Regions from separate parts of the Homo sapiens genome. Here region 2 is linked to region 1. Evidence: chromatin loops called from intact Hi-C (ENCODE). Cell type or tissue: OCI-LY7. All regions are shown on one strand. Each heading gives the region's core, and the rest is flanking DNA. Links, peaks and the distances in the headings are about the cores only. Region 1 overlaps ST14 (ST14 transmembrane serine protease matriptase). Region 2 overlaps APLP2 (amyloid beta precursor like protein 2).

What was found. Peaks named below come from ENCODE experiments on the same cell type or tissue, not always from the same donor. Only the 100,000 strongest peaks of a DNase experiment are listed, where the experiment ranks them.
Region 2: it touches region 1 in a loop (4-fold over the local background); 2 of 110 quality-filtered maps call a loop at or near these places.

The regions. Positions count from the first base shown.
Region 1 is chr11:130,177,042-130,185,370 of GRCh38, forward strand. The region is part of intron 1 of ST14 (ST14 transmembrane serine protease matriptase); the gene reads left to right. Among named protein-coding and RNA genes, the nearest start is that of ST14, 21 kb to the left of the region's middle. RefSeq lists an enhancer at 3,737-3,796. In OCI-LY7, for the core only: a CTCF peak has its summit at 4,897; DNase peaks (open chromatin) are centred at 1,580, 2,580, 3,000, 4,520 and 2 weaker places; H3K4me3 peaks cover 4,970 bases; H3K27ac peaks cover 7,934 bases.
Region 2 is chr11:130,114,473-130,122,801 of GRCh38, forward strand. It overlaps APLP2 (amyloid beta precursor like protein 2), which reads left to right. Exons shown (of 17, transcript NM_001142276.2): 4 at 6,234-6,346; 5 at 7,142-7,338; 6 at 7,833-8,041. Among named protein-coding and RNA genes, the nearest start is that of ST14, 41 kb to the right of the region's middle. RefSeq lists an enhancer at 4,418-4,497. In OCI-LY7, for the core only: CTCF peaks have their summits at 326 and 3,271; DNase peaks (open chromatin) are centred at 459, 3,859, 4,719 and 7,709; H3K4me3 peaks cover 4,648 bases; H3K27ac peaks cover 7,502 bases.

The DNA.
Region 1 (8,329 bases), core at 97-8,096:
CCTGCCTTGGCCTCCCAGAGTGCTGGGATTACAGGCATGAGCCACCGTGCCTGGCGGGGCTTAACATTTTTAGGGTCCTCAAGTCTGACTGTACATCCTCAGGGGGTCATACAGGGAGTCTTTCTGACTTCCAACTCTATTTGGGCAATGGTTCGATTTCCCACCTTAGCCAACCGGATGAGTAGGGGTTATGCAATAATTGGCTTCCTCTTCTTTCAGCCGAGTTAAAAATTTGTTTTTAGGCCGGGCGCGGTGGCTCACGCCTGTAATCCCAGCACTTTGGGAGGCTGAGGTGGGCAGATCACGAGTTCAAGAGATCAAGACCATCCTGGCAAACATGGTGAAACCCTGTCTGTACTAAAAATACAAAAATTAGCCAGGTGCGGTGGCAGGTGCCTGTAATCCCAGCTACTCGGGAGGCTGAGGCAGGAGAACCGCTTGAACCTGGGAGGTGGAGGTTGTGGTGAGCCGATATGGCGCCATTGCACTCCAGCCTGGGCGACAAGAGCGAAACTCCGTCTCAAAAACAAAAAATTTTTTTGTTTTGCCAACTGCCATCTCCTAAGTTGAGACCATGCTTGCTATGAGCCTTTCTGGCCCCACTAGCTTCCTAGCCTGGCATCAGCCGAGACCTTGTCAGCTCTTGGAGCTACAGGACCTGGGTAAAGAACCTCATCACCTGAGGTTTTCCTCAGGGAGCTAGACTTTCAAGGTGAAGTGAGATGACGTCTCTTTTTGAAGAGGGTGGCAGTTTGTTTTTTCAAACGGCTTGATTTCTAATTTAAGTTTTAGTGGAGGCTTTCGCCTTAGCATCGACTATACCACCTATGCCCAGTAAGCTGACTGTGCCAATTCTCATGAGCGGTGCGAGGTCCTAACCGGGTCCATGCACCTTTGTGTCTTTCCACAAGGTCAGACTTATTGATGTGACTTCAATCACACAAGGCGCGAGCCGCATGGAGTTCCCAAAGAGACAGCTCTCCTTAGTACTTCCTGTTCACTCCGTAGTCAGAGCCTCAGGCACACAGGCTCAAACCACTCCAGTCAATATTGCAAACTATACATAATAATATTCTTAACCAATATATAAAAGTATAAACATTCCACATCAAAGTAACATTTAACATCAAGAGAAAGGGGATAGGAAAAAGGGTTTAACAAACCAGTCCAGGAAGAGCCACGAAGATAAAAAGAGTCTCCTGGTGTGAGCTGGGTCATTTGTCGGTCTTGCCGGGAAGAGTTTCTGATGTTGGCAGAGCCTTCGTTGGCAGATGCTGGGTGCTTATCACGAATGACAGCAAAATGGTGTCAGTGAAGAGGGCATCTTGAGGTGCCGAAGTCCTGCTCTTTTTAAGATGAAGTCTTTTTCTAAGATGGCGTTACTTATGTCAAGGGTGCTCTGTACAAGGCTCCTGGTCCCTTGGGCTGCGTGGGGAGGGCCCTGGGCAGTGCTGGGAGTTGGGACGGGACTTGAAACCTGCAGGAGCTGGCTGCTCCCTGGCAGAGAACCGCTGGGTTTCTGTGTTGACAACGTCCTCACAGCTGGGCTGAGTCAGGTCCTGGGGGACTTTCCTTCAGGCTGTAACCAGGTGTGGGGACTTGTGGTTTACTTCCTTCAGTGGGAGTTCTTGGCCGTGGGTCAGCTTTGTGTTCCCCTGATGGGCTGGGGTTACAGATCTACAGATATTTCTGGATCTTCCTTGGGGCCCTGCAGCCCCACCTGTTTTCCAGCAGCTCCTTCTGGCGGGGCGGCTGAGGGCGGCGACGGGTCAAAGGGAAAGGTGGGCGGGCCGGGGTTTTGGGGTGTCTGCCAGCAGCTGGCTGGGTCTGCAGCTGGCCCTGTGCTCTCCCAGGAGGAGCTGGAGTGTGTATTTCTGGGAAAAGTGATAGCCTCAGGGACTTCTGGGATGATGCTTATAACCAATTGTGGGAGGGTCCCCAGGGCGTGGAAGCAAAGTTCGACCTGGCACAGCAGCTTCCCTTCATCCCAGGTGGTTGCTCAAAATAGACCAGCTGAGACTCTAAGCCAGCTTCTCCTCCTGGTGACAGGAAGGGGTGAGCCTCCTGGAAATGGTGGGTGGAGTTTCTCCAACTTTCAGGTTCCCAAGAATGACCTGGAGCACTTGAATAAAAACTTCCACATCCGAGGCCCTGCTCCTGATGCATGACATCAGCACCTCCAGGGAGAGGGGCTTGGGAATCTGGATGTGGAACAAACACTGCATTTGTTTCAGTTGATTGTTATTGTTCTTTTTCATGACCAGACAAGTCCAGGAAATGCTGGGGGTTGCGATCAATGGGAACCATAGGCTTTTGCAGGTTTCGTGAAAATTGGCTTCTAGAGAGATCGATTACCCCTGGTTGGGGAGTGGGTGGGAGGATTCCAGTGTGGCCTTTCTTTTCCTTTCTCATTTGCCCATCGGTCATCCCCAGATAAGCACTCAAGTGTCCTCTTTTATGAGGCCCCGTGCTGGGCCCTGGACTGCCATGGTGGCAGGTGGGGTGAAGTCCCGCCCTCAGGAGCCTGCTGACCGCCTGCTCTGTGCACAGCTGCTGGAGCTTCCCCGGGGCTGCTGATTTAACTGGGGAGGGCCTGTCTATGTGGGGTCCCTCCTAGCCGGAGACAGGTCCCTTTTATGAACAGCAGCCTGATGAAGAGGCCTTCCTGCAACATGCCTCTGGTATCATTCTCAGCTCAGCATTGCCCAGGGGACAAACACAGAGTTTGTTCTTGGCAGTCATTCCCTGCTGTCATCTCAGGTGGGCTTGAGCCGTGCTGGGTTTCCGGGAAATCTGGCCAGGATCCAGCACAACCTTTAGCCAGTCCGGCAGGGAGCGGCCACGAGGTTGTGCTGGCTCGGTCTTTCCCTTGCAAAGGAAGGCATCTTCGACCTGCCACAGAATGCTTTCTTCCCCGGGGAAACCCTTGCAGGTGCTCGGGCTCTACTTTCCTTTCTCGCTTGAACAATTACAGGGATAGTTTATGGTTCTCATGACCCTGGTGGGGGTGATGACATCATGGGATTGAAATCCGTCCCACCTTGGAGTCACCGAGCGTGTCAGTCAAGAGCCTTGGCCACAAATCAGTGGCACTTGGCAGCAGCACACAAATCCAGCCACCCTGTCCTTGTCTCAGGTCTGGGCAGCACAGCTGTGTCCCTAGCTGGTGGCATCGCCCCTGCCCCTTGACCTTGATCTTCAGCCTCAGAAGCAGGCTACCCATTGTCATGTGACTGCCCTTCACGGTCCCTCCCCAGGATTCCAAGGGGCCTCTTGAGGTTTCCAGGTTCAGCCGCTTCCTTCCCAGCAGATCACACCCAACCTTAGCCACATGAGGAACGATCTTTAGAAAGGGTCTGGCCCGAAGCTTCATTTTTCCCTGTCTGCTTTGGTTGGAATCTTGTGTGGCTTTGTGTGCAGTTGGTAGTATTTTTGTTGTTGGTAAGTGTAGGGGCCCTTCCCCATTGCTTTTCTCTAAGGATAACCATGCTCTGAGCAGCCCATGGCAAATTCTGGCTTTGGACTTGTTGGTCCCCAGAGCCAGTGGGGTCGTGGGCCCTGGAGAGTTTGCACTCAGTGGCAGGTCTTAGTGTGTGTTTGAGGAACCAGGAGAGCGTTCCTCTCAGAGGGAGGATTCTCTGGTTGACTCACACAGAGTTTTGTTGGCTCAGCATTTAGCTTTCAGCCCTGGTGAGTTTCTCTGACTTAATGGGAGTAGGCTGGCTGCAAGAATCTTTCCTATATTATCAAATAAAATAGGTCTCTTTTTTGGCCCTCTAGAAATCAGTGTTTTTTTTCTTTTCGTTTTGGAGAGCCCGGCCTTGGGGAGGATATGCATCAGTTGCTCTAGTGTGCCTCAGACAATGAGATAAGATGAAATAGGGCGTGCTCTAGGACCTCTCCACTTCCCCTTCCCGGGTTTCTGGATCTGACCCTTCGCTCCCTGCAGAAAGTTGGGTGAGATGGCAATGGTCCGATCTCATCCCTGCTGGGTGGGATGGCAGTGGTCCCTCTTGGGTGAGATGGTGGTGGTCTGATCTTGTCCCTGCTGGATGGGATGGCGGTGGTCTGATTTTGTCCCTGCTGGGTGGGATGGCGGTGGTCCCTGCTGGGTGGGATGGTGGTGATCTGATCTCGTCCCTGCTGGGTGGGATGGTGGTCTGATCTCGCCCCTGCTGGGTGAGATAGTGGTGGTCCCTGTTAGATCCTGGCCCTTTAGGGTCTGTACCCTGCTTGTCCTGAGCCCTTTATCCCCAACCTCCCGCCTGGAAGTCATTCCTCGTTCCCTTGTCTGAGTGGCCTGGAGCCGAGCTGTGTTTCTGGGTCCTTTGGCCAGGATCTAACTACAGTGGGCCAGCAGGAAGAGGCTGTGATATTTACATGGCCTCTATCTGTGTTTATGGTAAGCAGACACACCTGGCTTCATAGCACCGTTTTATGTGTGCACCTGCAAAGATGTTTACTTTTAAGAAAGAGAGACAGGAGAAGTGAAAGCAGGCGCAGGCATAGGATCTCTCCTGTCGGCTGTGGCCCAGTAGAGAGGTGTTATGCCTACAGTTGTCTAAGTGTCTAAGTGGATGGGAGTTCCCTGAGACCTCCCCCTCCCACCTCCCCCACCCAGGAGTTAAAAGAGCTTTGCTGCTTCACTGACTTTATTAACTTTGTGACCTTGGACAGGCCACTCCCTCTCTTTCATCCTCAGTGTTCTTATCAATAAAACGATGGGATTATGCAACAGTATCTCTGTTACACCTGAAAATGGAGCCAAGAGCTAAGGTTATAAAAGGAAGCAGCCCAGTTACTGATTAGACAGCACTTTTAGGCTGGGTGGAGCCACAGAACTCACACTGCAGGGAGGACAGAGGACCCACCATTGAGCTAGCGCCACTGCTGACAGCCTCGCTCCGTGGCAGAGTCTGGGGTGACCCCTGAGTCAATGCCCTCAGCCACCTTACCCCTTCTCATGGGAGTCTCTGTCTTCTGTTTCCCTGAATCCTTGCTCCCAGAATTCTGGAACCTAACCACACTGGGAGGCAGTAAACCAGGACCAGATTCTGGATCTGCCACCAAGTACTGGGTGACCTTGCAAAATCAGCATTCTTCCCTGCCTTCTTTATATAACACGGGTGATAGCACCAGCCAGTCTTGAATGAGTCACAGGACTGTCATGAAGATCCAGTAAGAAAATGGTTGTGAAATTACCCTGTGAATTGGATATACATCTAAACATGATAAATTATTATTTCATTACATTTCTTTTTTTCTTTGTTTCTTTCTTTCCTTTTTTTTTTTGAGATGAGGTTTTGCTGTCTCTGTCTCGCCCAGGCAGGAGGGCAGTGGCATGACTATGGCTCACTGCAGCCTCAGCCTCCCTGGGTTCAGATCATCCTCCTGCCTCAACCTCCCGAGTAGCCAGGACTACAGGTGCATGCTGCCATGTCTGGCTAGTTTTTTGTATTTCTGTCTTTCTTATCATTCACTGAGCCCTTTGAATTGGGTTTAGCCGTGTTGGCCATGCTGGTCTCGAACTCCTGGGCTCAAGTGATCTGTCCACCTTGGCCTTTCACAGTGCAAGTGTGAGCCACCATGCCTGGCCCTTTTGTTAAATATCTTTTTTTTTTTTTTTGAGACCGAGTCTCACTCTGTTGCCCAGGCTGGAGTGCAGTGGTGTGATCTCGGCTCACTGCAATCTCCGCCTCCCAGGTTCAAGCAACTCTTGTACTTCAGCCTCCCGAATAGCTGGGATAACAGGTGTCCGCCACCACACCTGGCTAATTTTTTATGTTTTTTGTAGAGATGGAGTTTCCCCATGTTGGCCAGGCTGGTCTCGAACTCCTGACCTAGGTGATCCACCCACCTTGGCCTCCAAAAATGCTGGGATTACAGGCATGAGCCACCGCGCCCAGCCACTTTTGTTACTTTTTTTTTTTTTGAAATGGAGTTTCGCTCTTGTTGCCCAGGCTGGAGTGTAATGGCACGATTTTGGCTCACCGCAACCTCTGCCTCCTGGGTTCAAGCGACTCTCCTGCCTCAGCCCCCCGAGTAGCTGGGATTACAGGCGTCCACGACCACGCCTGGCTAATTTTTTTTGTATTTTTAGTAGAGATGGGGTTTCACCACATTGGCCAGGCTGGTCTTGACCTCCTGACCTCAGGTGATCTGCCTGCCTCGGCCTCCCAAAGTGCTGGGATTACAGGCGTGAGCCACCACACCCGGCCTACATTTCTTATACATATATACACATACATGGTCTGTTCAGAGTGTAGCCGAAATCTGTGTTTTCTCATTCTTAAATATGATTAGACTACCAGAGGCCACCAGATGTCTAAAGAAAACCCAGCCTGAAAGGCGAAGTTCCAAAGATAACATAAAAATGTCTAGTTGCAGCTGGGTGCAGTGGTGCACCCTGTAGTCCCAGCTACTCAGGAGGCTGATGCAGGAGGATTGCTTGAGCCAAGAATTCAAGACCAGCCTGGGCAACATAGCAAGACCCTGTATCTTAAAAAAAAAAAAAAAAAAAGATTGCATTGCATCTATAGCTAATTTTGAGAATAGACACCTTAATATTGAATCATCTAATCCATGAACAGCGTATATTGCTCAACTAATTTAGGTCTTTTAGAATTTCTCCCAGCAGTATTTTACATCTTTCAGTGTACAGGTTTTGTGCATTTTTTGTCAGATTTACCTCTAAGTATTTCATATTTTTGAAGCTATTGTAAATGGTGTCTTTTAGTTTTAGTTTCCAGTTTTTCATTGCTGATATGCCAGTACAAAGACAGCTACGGGAGTGTTTCTAGCAGCTCTGTTTGTAATGGCCTGAAATTGGAGACACCCCAAATGTCCATCAATAGGTGAACAGGTAAACACATGTTGTGTGTCCAAACGATGGGATAAATGCAGCAACAACCAAAAGGTATGCACTGCTGGGCACACAGGAACCTGCGTGAGTCTCAGAGGAATCGTGCGGAGTGAAAGAAGCCAGATGGAAGAGTGCATACTGCAGAATTCCATTTACATAAAGCTCTGGGAAAAGCAGCCTGAAGCAGATGAGTGGTTTCTTGGGGACAGGAAATGGATTCAGGGAGGAACATGTGGGAGGGGCCAGGAGGAGATTTTGAAGGAGACGGACACGGGCATCATCTTAGCTGTGGATGGTTTCATGGGTGCATATGGATGCCCAAAATTGTACACTTAAATATATACACTTTATTTTATGCAATAATACCTCAATGAAGCTGCTTTTTAAATTTAATGGAAGGTTTGCAAGAGCAAGTCAAAGAAATTCCCAAAGTAGAACCAAACGCTGAAGAAACGCAAAATACGGGAGAGAAAAGATGACAGCTAGAGGCGTAGAGGATCCATTCTTATCCGTGATCTTCTGAAATGTCATCACAATACAATCTGTTTGGCTATATGTGCTGTTTCATTTGTCTTTCTCACCATTCACTGAGCCCTTTGAATTGGAAGATTTACAACTCTCTTCAGCTCTTGGAAACATCCTTTCAGTATTTCTTTGGTAATGGTCTCTTCTCTGCCAGGCTCAGAAAAGATTGGGCTCAAGTATTCTAGAAGACAGAGGTGAGACAAGAAAGGACATTGTTAGAAATACCCAAATCTCCACCTTGGCCCCAAGCAAAAAGACAAAGGCCCCAGCAGACTCCCACAGTGGATGGGAAAAATAGTCTGGAGAGATTGAATCAAAGAATATGTGGGCTTGAGAACCCCAGGTACAGAGGAAGGCTGTAGAGAGAGGTGAAAAGAAGGGGAATGAGTCTCTTCTCCTACGTGTTCCTGAATGCTAGTGGCTGGGTTTAAATCACTCCAGCCAGGAGATTAGAAAATTATTCTCTGGAGCAATGGAACCATCCACAGGAAGATGTATATAGTCTAACCATTGGGAGTGCCCAGAAAAAAAATCTGTTTAGCCACTCACTTGTGTCCCCGCCAGTGAAGCCAGTTGTGGCAAGGCATGCACACAGAGCTTCCAAACAGCCGCCAGGAGCTTGTTTCTAAATAAAAATAACCACCAAGGATCCCCCAGCATTTGAGGAAAGTCTTCAACATGGAAGAAAAAGTCAAAAACAGAGAAAAGATACTCAATGGAAATATAAAGATGAGAAGGTTTTGCATTCATGGAACAAATACAAGATGCCATGAAAGAGGAAAATTCAAAGAAACAGAAAGCTCTTAGAAATTAAAATTTTGATACCAAAAATGAAAAACTCAATTGAAAGGTTAAAAATAATGAGATGGATAATACAGAGAAAGGATAAATAGAGGATAAATATAATAAGGATTAAGGAATGGTAGACCAGAGGAAATGAAA
Region 2 (8,329 bases), core at 253-8,252, 62 kb before region 1:
TGGCTAAGATGGTATCTACATTCATTTGTCTTACTATGTACACATTGTCTGCATTTGGCCAGTGGGGGCCCCGTTATGCTGGTTCCTGTGTCCTTATAACATGTCCCTATCATTCTTTGAGAACTTTACTTTCTGATACAAAAGATTCTCCAAGTCCATTCTGTATTTTCCCTACTCCACTCCTGGAGTCTGTTTTCTCTGAGACACCATGGTTTCTTTTAGTGGGGAATGCTATTTTGAAACCCAGATCTGGGCCTTAGGTGATTTGTTTTTTGTTTTTGGTTATTTTTGGACAGAGATTTGGACAGGTAGTGTTATTGCGATATGAAAACTACTAAAGTTCTGATTTAATATCTACTTTGAAAACAAAACTGGTCTCGGCAGCTTTGAGGTGCTGTCTTCTGCATTTGTACCTTGGTCTGTTGGCATAGCTCACTTTTCCATTGCAGGTGTCCTTTTGCAAGTCTTCTAGCCTTTGAGTTCATGACAGCCACTGACAGTTCACCCTGTTCCTGGTGTGGACCCCTGTGCAAGGTGAATGTTCCACTCTCGAGAGGTAGCGTGGATCCTTCACTTCTCTGAACCCTGTTTTCCCTGAAACATACCTGGGGTGACCACCAGACCTCATTACATAAGGCTGTTTTCTCCCACCTGGGTACAGCTTTTACCAGCTCCCTAAATTACATGGTTTTCCTGTTTGCACCTGGAGTGTACTTTTGTAGTATATTTATTATTATTTTTTTAATTTTTAATTTTTGTGGGTATATAGTAGGTGTCTGTATTTATGGAGTACACGAGATATTTTGATACAGGCATATAGTGTGTAATAGTCATGTCAGGGTATGTAGTAGATTTACTTATATGCATGGGTGTTGGTGTTGGAGGCTTCCTCAAGTAGGTAAACAACCTTTGTTATTTATTCTGAAAGGAATTTCAGCAACTCTGAAAAAGCTCTAAAACCTGGATGGCTGCCATAGCACTGCTGGAGAGAAGTAGTAGGAAAGAAAAGCTGAATCACAGGGATGATTAGAAATTGGCGATAAATCCTAACTGCAGCTTAAATGAATATTGTATAGGTTAGGTTTTGCTATATTGCCATATTCATTGATCAGCAAAAACAGTAGAGCTTTATGTTTGTCCAGTGACTTAGGAAATTGTGGCAATTATATTATACTCCGCTGATAAAATTGAGGATGTTACCAGCTTGAATATAAATTACTAAAGTGAGAGCAAACCATTTTCAATGTTCTGTAAAACAGAGTAATACTGATCTGCCTAGGTAAATTTTTTTCCCTAGGAGCTTCTGATGAAAAATTGTAGCAAAGGCAGAGAGTAGCAATGAAATGATAGAGCGGATGCTGGGATTGAAATGTGTTTCCTCTTTCAGTCTACTTTTTAAAAAGGGGTTTATTTTTCAATAAAAGAAGTTTGCATTGGGGGAAGGGGACAAAAACAATTATTTTCAGTTTCTGTACTAAGTTAACTGTGATTAACATTTTGGGGTATAGATGAACATTTTTTTCTTTGGATACACATGGAAATGTATATACTTTTAAATGTTTTTTCCCTAACTGTGATGATACAACGTATGCTCCTCTGTTTAAAGTTCTGTTTATTTTTATTTGGCATTTATTGAGCTTTTATTATCATGTGCTACTTTTAGGGATACATACATCTTTGAATAAAAGATAAGGTTGGGAGAAAAAAAAAAGATAAAGTTGGCCTTAAGTAACTAGCCTGAAGAAGGGGTTAGAGATACGCAGTGGGTTTCCTTTTGTTTGTTTGTTCAATGATTTTAAAAATTATTAAACCACCATGGAAAAATGTCCATGTTAAATATACACATAAGCCATATTTCTTGTAACCCCATACTATTCTGTTGTATATATGTATCATCATTTAATTAATTCCCTCTCGATGGACATTTAGGTTTGTTCTAGTTTTTTGATATTAATAACACTAATGAATATTTTAATTCACTTGCCTAGTTATTTCCTTAGGGTGTGTATCTTTTTCTTTTTTTCTTTTTCTTTTTAAGACAGGGTCGCCGTCACCCAGGCTGGAGTGCAGTGGCGCGATCTTGGCTGACTGCGGCCTTGGTCCTGCGTGTCCCCCTTTCCACCCTGCAGCTGAGATTACAGGCATTCGCCACCACGCCTGGCTCATTTTTACTATTTCTAGTAGAGATGGGGTTTCCCCATGTTGGCCAGGCTGGTCTTGAACTCCTAACCTCAAGTGATCCACCTGCCTCAGCCTCATAAAGTGCTGGGATTACAGGCATGAGCCCCTGCGTCCAGACATCCTTAGGGTATCTTTTTAGAACTGGAATTGTTGAATCAAAGAGTACTGTTAAAAGATATATATATATATTTTTAGGCCAGGCCTGGTGGCTTATGCCTGTAATCACAGCACTTTGGGAGGCTGGGATGGGAGGATCATTTGAGATCAGGAGTTCAAGACCAGCCTGACCAACACGGTGAAACCCCGTCTCTACTAAAAATAGTAAAAATTAGCTGGGTGTGGTGGCGAACGCCTGTAATGTCAGTTACTCAGGAGGCTGAAGCAGAAGAATTGCTTGAACCTGGGAGGCAGAGGATGCAGTGAGCCAAGATTGTGCCACTGTACTCCAGCCTGGGTGATGGTGTGAGACTCCATCTTAAAAAAAAAAGTTAAATTTTAGAATTTAGTTTGTTTTCAAATTCAGTGGTGTTCTTTTTTGATTTTTAGAGATCGAACAGATTGATTCAGTCATGGAATAGCTGAAGATTAGTGGCATTTAATTTTATGGTTTAGCATGGAATTAATTATTTTATTAAATTTTTGGCATTTCCGAAAAGGTTTTGATTTTAAACTTTAATTCTGAAATATTACACCAAGCATCCTGAAGAGATGAGACATAATGTGATGGTTGCTCATATGCTCACCCTCCTGATTTCAGTTCTTCAGTGTTCTGTCATGTTTGCTTCATCTCCATCTTTTTTTTTTTCTGAGACGGAGTCTCTTGCCCAGGCTGGAGTGCAGTGGCATGATCTCGGCTCACTGCAACCTCAGCCTCCTGAGTAGCTGGAATTACAGGTGCATGCCACCATGCCTGGCTAATTTTTGTATTTTTAGTAGAGGTGGGGTGTCACCATGCTGGCCAGGCTGGTCTCAGTTCTTTTGCAACATTTACATGCATCTATAAACAATGTTTTTGTGTTTTAAAATTTACATTAATGGCATCATACTGTACCTGACCTTTTACAGCTTGCTTTTACTTTACATCATTTTTTAGTTTATCCAAGGTGTTGTATAGATTGAGTTAAAGGTTGTATTTCTGACCAGGCGCAGTGGCTCACGCCTGTAATCCCAACACTTGGGGAGGCCGAGGCCGGGGTGGATCACAAGGTCAGTAGATCGAGACCATCCTGGCTAACATGGTGAAAACCCGTCTCTCTACTAAAAATACAAAAAAATTAGACGGGCGTGGTGGCACGTGCCTGTAGTCCCAGCTACTTGGGAGGCTGAGGCAGGAGAATCACTTGAACCCGGGAGGCAGAGTTTGTAGTGAGCTGAGATTGCGCCACTGCACTCCAGCCTGGGCAGCAGAGCGAGACTCCATCTCAAAAAAAAAAAAAAAAATAGTTGTTGTGTTTCTATAGAATATAGATTAGTAGTGAAATTGCTGCTTTAAATTTTTTTGATGTTGCAGTTGCACATTTAAAAGTGAGGTTTTACAAATTAAAGTGCATTAACTGTTGCTTAAATATACATTGCTTTATGAGTATGGTTGAATAGTTCGTATAAAACTAGTTCCTCAAGACTTCACTAACATTAACATCAATAGTGCCTACCAGGTGTCAGTTTCTGTTTTTATTTTAAACAACAAACCCACATGTGGAACAATAGTTTCTGTTCTAAGCTTTTCTTGTTGTATAGATTATGTCATTTAGTCCCCACAAGATAAAGAAACCGAGGGACAGAAAGGTTAAGTAACTTGGCTAAGGTTACTCTGCTAGTAAATGACAGTGCTGAGATTGAACCCTAGCATTCAACCCTGCATATACTTTTCCTTTAGCATCCACTTTTGTTGCTTTTTGTCATAAATGAACAAAAACAGCCTAGTTAATTCAGAATAATCACATTAAACCATGTGAGTTGGTGGTTGGATGTCAGAATTGAAGTAATTTCTACTTAGATTGAGTATCAGGGTTGTTCATTCTCGTAGAGGCAGATTCTAGCTTACTGTTGGTATTTTTGCTATTTTTAAGCAATGCTTTTAAGTCTCGTTGATTGCTAAAGCCTGTTTGCAGGTACTGCCTCCCCTAGAGCCTTTGGGGTCCTCAAGGGTAAGCAGCATGTCAGGCTCACTTTCGCAATCCTGCTTCAGTGTCACATTGAGCTGTGTGATCCCAAAGTCCCTGTGCTAGCAGTGCTGAGAAACCTGACTGCCATTTGTAATGCAGTTTTCATGTGGGGGGACTGTTACACTGCTACAGCTTGTCATGTCAGGAGCCCATCTTCCCCTACTTACACATCAGCAACTCCCTTTCTCTTACCACTGGGGCGGTAGAAAGACTGACTTCAGTGCTTGCGCCCGAGGCCCAAGGCAGAGGATCCTGAGAGACTCATCCATGATGGCGAGGCTGGGTGGGTCTGTGTAGACTTCCCACTAGCTGGGCCCTAAGCCCTTTCTTAGACCACATTACTTTCTCATGATATTTTCAGGGTTTTCCCCCCTTAACCTCAGAGGTTAGTCTGCCAGCTGCATCTTCCTGCCACTGCTTCCTGCATCTCTTCCTGGGCTAAGCACCCTTCTCGCCCTCTCTTCCTCTCCCTCTACACTGTGTGGAGCACATGGCAGACGTATGCCCAGTGTAGATTACTGAGCCTTACCTTACACTACTGATCAGAGTCTTGGGGTGATCATCCAGTGATGTGTTGTATATTTCTAACTTTTTATTGTGGCAAATTACAAACATGGCCAAACAAGAGACGATGATACCGTTCACCCTCACGTACTGGTTGCCCAGCTTTGTAACCACCATCAGTTCATGAGCCACTCTTCCACCTTCTATAGGCCCACTCCCTCACAACCCTGATTATTTGGAAACAAATCACATACCATCTTTTCCCTGTAAATAAACAGCTATGTGTATCTTTCTCCCGACTTTTTGGGACAAGTTTTAGAAAATGTAATAGTGAATATCTCTGTACCCTTTACCTAGATTCTCCAGTTTTACCTGATGTTTTTCTCTCTCTGCATCTTATATGTATATTTTTGTGTTGCTAAACCATTTGAAAGTAAGTTGGGATATCACGACAGTTCATTTCTAAGTATTTCAGCTGGTTTCTCCTAAGAGCCAGGGACATTCTTCTATATATAATGACAATACAGTTGTCATGTTTGGAAATTTTCCTAAGTGTCCAACTAGTGTTTTTTATAGCTTCCTTTTTAAAAGGATCACATACTACATTTCATCTAGGATAGTTCCCTAGTCTTTCTTTAGAAACAAAAACTTTCATGACAATGATATTTTTTAAGAGTCCATGCCATTTGTTTAATGTAATGTCCCTGAGTTTGGATTTGTCTTAGTGTTTTAGCATGATTAGATTCAAATGATAATATATTTTGGCAGAAATACTGTGTAGGTGATATATTATTTTTAGGACATCACACACACCAGTTTGCTCGTTATCAGTGGTGTTAAATTGGTTATCTGGCTGAGGTAGTTTGCCAAGGCTTCCCACCGTAAAGACACCTTTGCCCCTTTGTAATTAATCATTGATTATTCTTACTGGATTCAATTATTACATCATGTTTTGTCTAAAGATTCATCTGTACTTGAGTAGAACACCTGGTTTTAGTTTCTTGGGCATTTGATTACAGAGGTGTGGGCAGGAATAAGGAAGGCAGAGCCATGTGGGGAGAGTAGCTGTGTGTGTCTGAGGCGGGCATGGAGGTGATCCTATTATATTCCCCGTCACGTGTTGCTGTAGCCCTGCAGTGGGACTGCAGTCAGGGGGCTTTTAAAAGGTCCCTGGCATCATGGCTCTGACAGATTGGTGAGTTCTTGTGGCTGCTTGGCTAGAACTGTACCATCCAGTCAGCCTTTGAAGGTACGAGATGTGCATCTGCTCGTATACATGAGACTGCTCCTGGCTGTGTAGACTATCATCATAAACTTCAGTGAGGGGCATTTTCACCTTGAAATCATGGTCAGATCCGCTCTGACAAAGATTCTCTTTTCCAGTGGGTGAATTTGTAAGTGATGTCCTGCTAGTTCCAGAAAAGTGCCAGTTTTTCCACAAAGAGCGGATGGAGGTGTGTGAGAATCACCAGCACTGGCACACGGTAGTCAAAGAGGTAAGAGAACTCGGGGGGAAAGTCAGCTGCTGTTGTATCTGTTAGGAGGGAAGTAGCACTTTTCTCCAAATCTCACCATGCTTTTAAGTTAGTTATGTTTCCCCCATTATCTCCTTAAGGTTTACAATTACTTCTGTCTTATAAGTTAGAAATATTTGGGAGAGAAGTAGGTATTTGTGTAGGAGAGCTCAGTGTTGACAGTCAGCTCCTGAAGTTGAGGATGTTAAGGAGGTGGCTGAGCGAGAATACTGTATGCTGCTGGTGAGGCTCCCAGGAAACCATCCTAACCCTAAGGCCGGCATGGAAATCGCCAGTGATAGAAAATATAGGTCTGGACATATGCACAGGCAGGACTGCATGCCATCTCACTTTTCTGGTGGCAAGAAGTACCCTTTCTTGTCTTCTGTAATTAGGCTGGCTCTGCTCTTTGGTCAGTAATCTTCCTTTGGTCAAATACTGAAGTAGTGCTTGCACCAGTGGTGAGTATCTATTAACATTGACCACCTTATCTGGCTTTAGTCATTATTAGAAAAAAATGCTCTCTTCCTGACTTTTTTCCACATTTGGGATTTCAGTATTTTTGGACCAGATCATGTTTCCCCATTGTAAATTAAAATTTATAAATCTTACAATAATATTATTACAATTTTTTTTTGACAGAAAATGTATGTGTTCATAAGAGAAAGCATTGCTAAGTGATTTGATAAGGGTTTATTTTGGAGGGTAGAGATCGGAGTGTATTTGACCACGTTTACTCTGGAGTATGTTCTGATGTGGCCTGTGGGTTTCTTTTAGGCATGTCTGACTCAGGGAATGACCTTATATAGCTACGGCATGCTGCTCCCATGTGGGGTAGACCAGTTCCATGGCACTGAATATGTGTGCTGCCCTCAGACAAAGATTATTGGATCTGTGTCAAAAGAAGAGGAAGAGGAAGATGAAGAGGAAGAGGAAGAGGAAGATGAAGAGGAAGACTATGATGTTTATAAAAGGTAACTCTTCTACTTTGAACTGTGAAGTCGTTTTGCCTTTTTGTTAGCCCTTCTGTAAAGACGGCTGTTGGCTGCTAGTCCCTCACTTCTGGATAAACTGGGCATTCCTTTGTTCTGCTAGAGTTGATTAAGCTTGCATTTCATTCTAGCCATTGCCAATCACAGGAGTACCTGTGATTTTTGTGTTTACATCATTCTGAGCTGTTATTTTCTGCAGGTTACTATGATATTTTTTAAGAGTCCGTGTCATTTGTTTAACATAATATCCCTGAATTTGGATTTGTCTTATTGTTGTATCATGATTAGATTCAAATGTTCACAAATACTTCCCGTTTGCTGATGTAGCTGGGCCCCAGGGCTTAGTGGCACGGTGAAATGTGCGTTGAGCTTATTTCCTGCCTCTGTTTTTGTGTTTCAGAATAGAGAAGGGACCCATTGTTGTGCTTTGCACATAGGAGCTATTAACCTTCCTTTTTTTCTATTTTGGCCTTCAGTGAATTTCCTACTGAAGCAGATCTGGAAGACTTCACAGAAGCAGCTGTGGATGAGGATGATGAGGATGAGGAAGAAGGGGAGGAAGTGGTGGAGGACCGAGATTACTACTATGACACCTTCAAAGGAGATGACTACAATGAGGAGAATCCTACTGAACCCGGCAGCGACGGCACCATGTCAGACAAGGAAATTACTCATGATGTCAAAGGTAACCCCATGTAGAGCCATGGCTTTGAAATCCATGTGGTAATTATTCACTTAGACTTTTGCATTGCGTCTGTCACAGGTAAGTCAGTCACAGAAGGAAAGGTGTGGTACCTCTGCACTGAAGGTGAGTTCAGCTCTCCAGTGCAGTGATGGGATGGTGCCGTCTTAACAAAGTGGGCAGGCAGGCACATCCAGGGAGAGATGTAGGATTGAATTAGAGAACGGGGACTAGAGAGTAAGAGAGACAACGTAGTCCGCCCTTCAGCAGGATTCTTCCACATTCATCCTA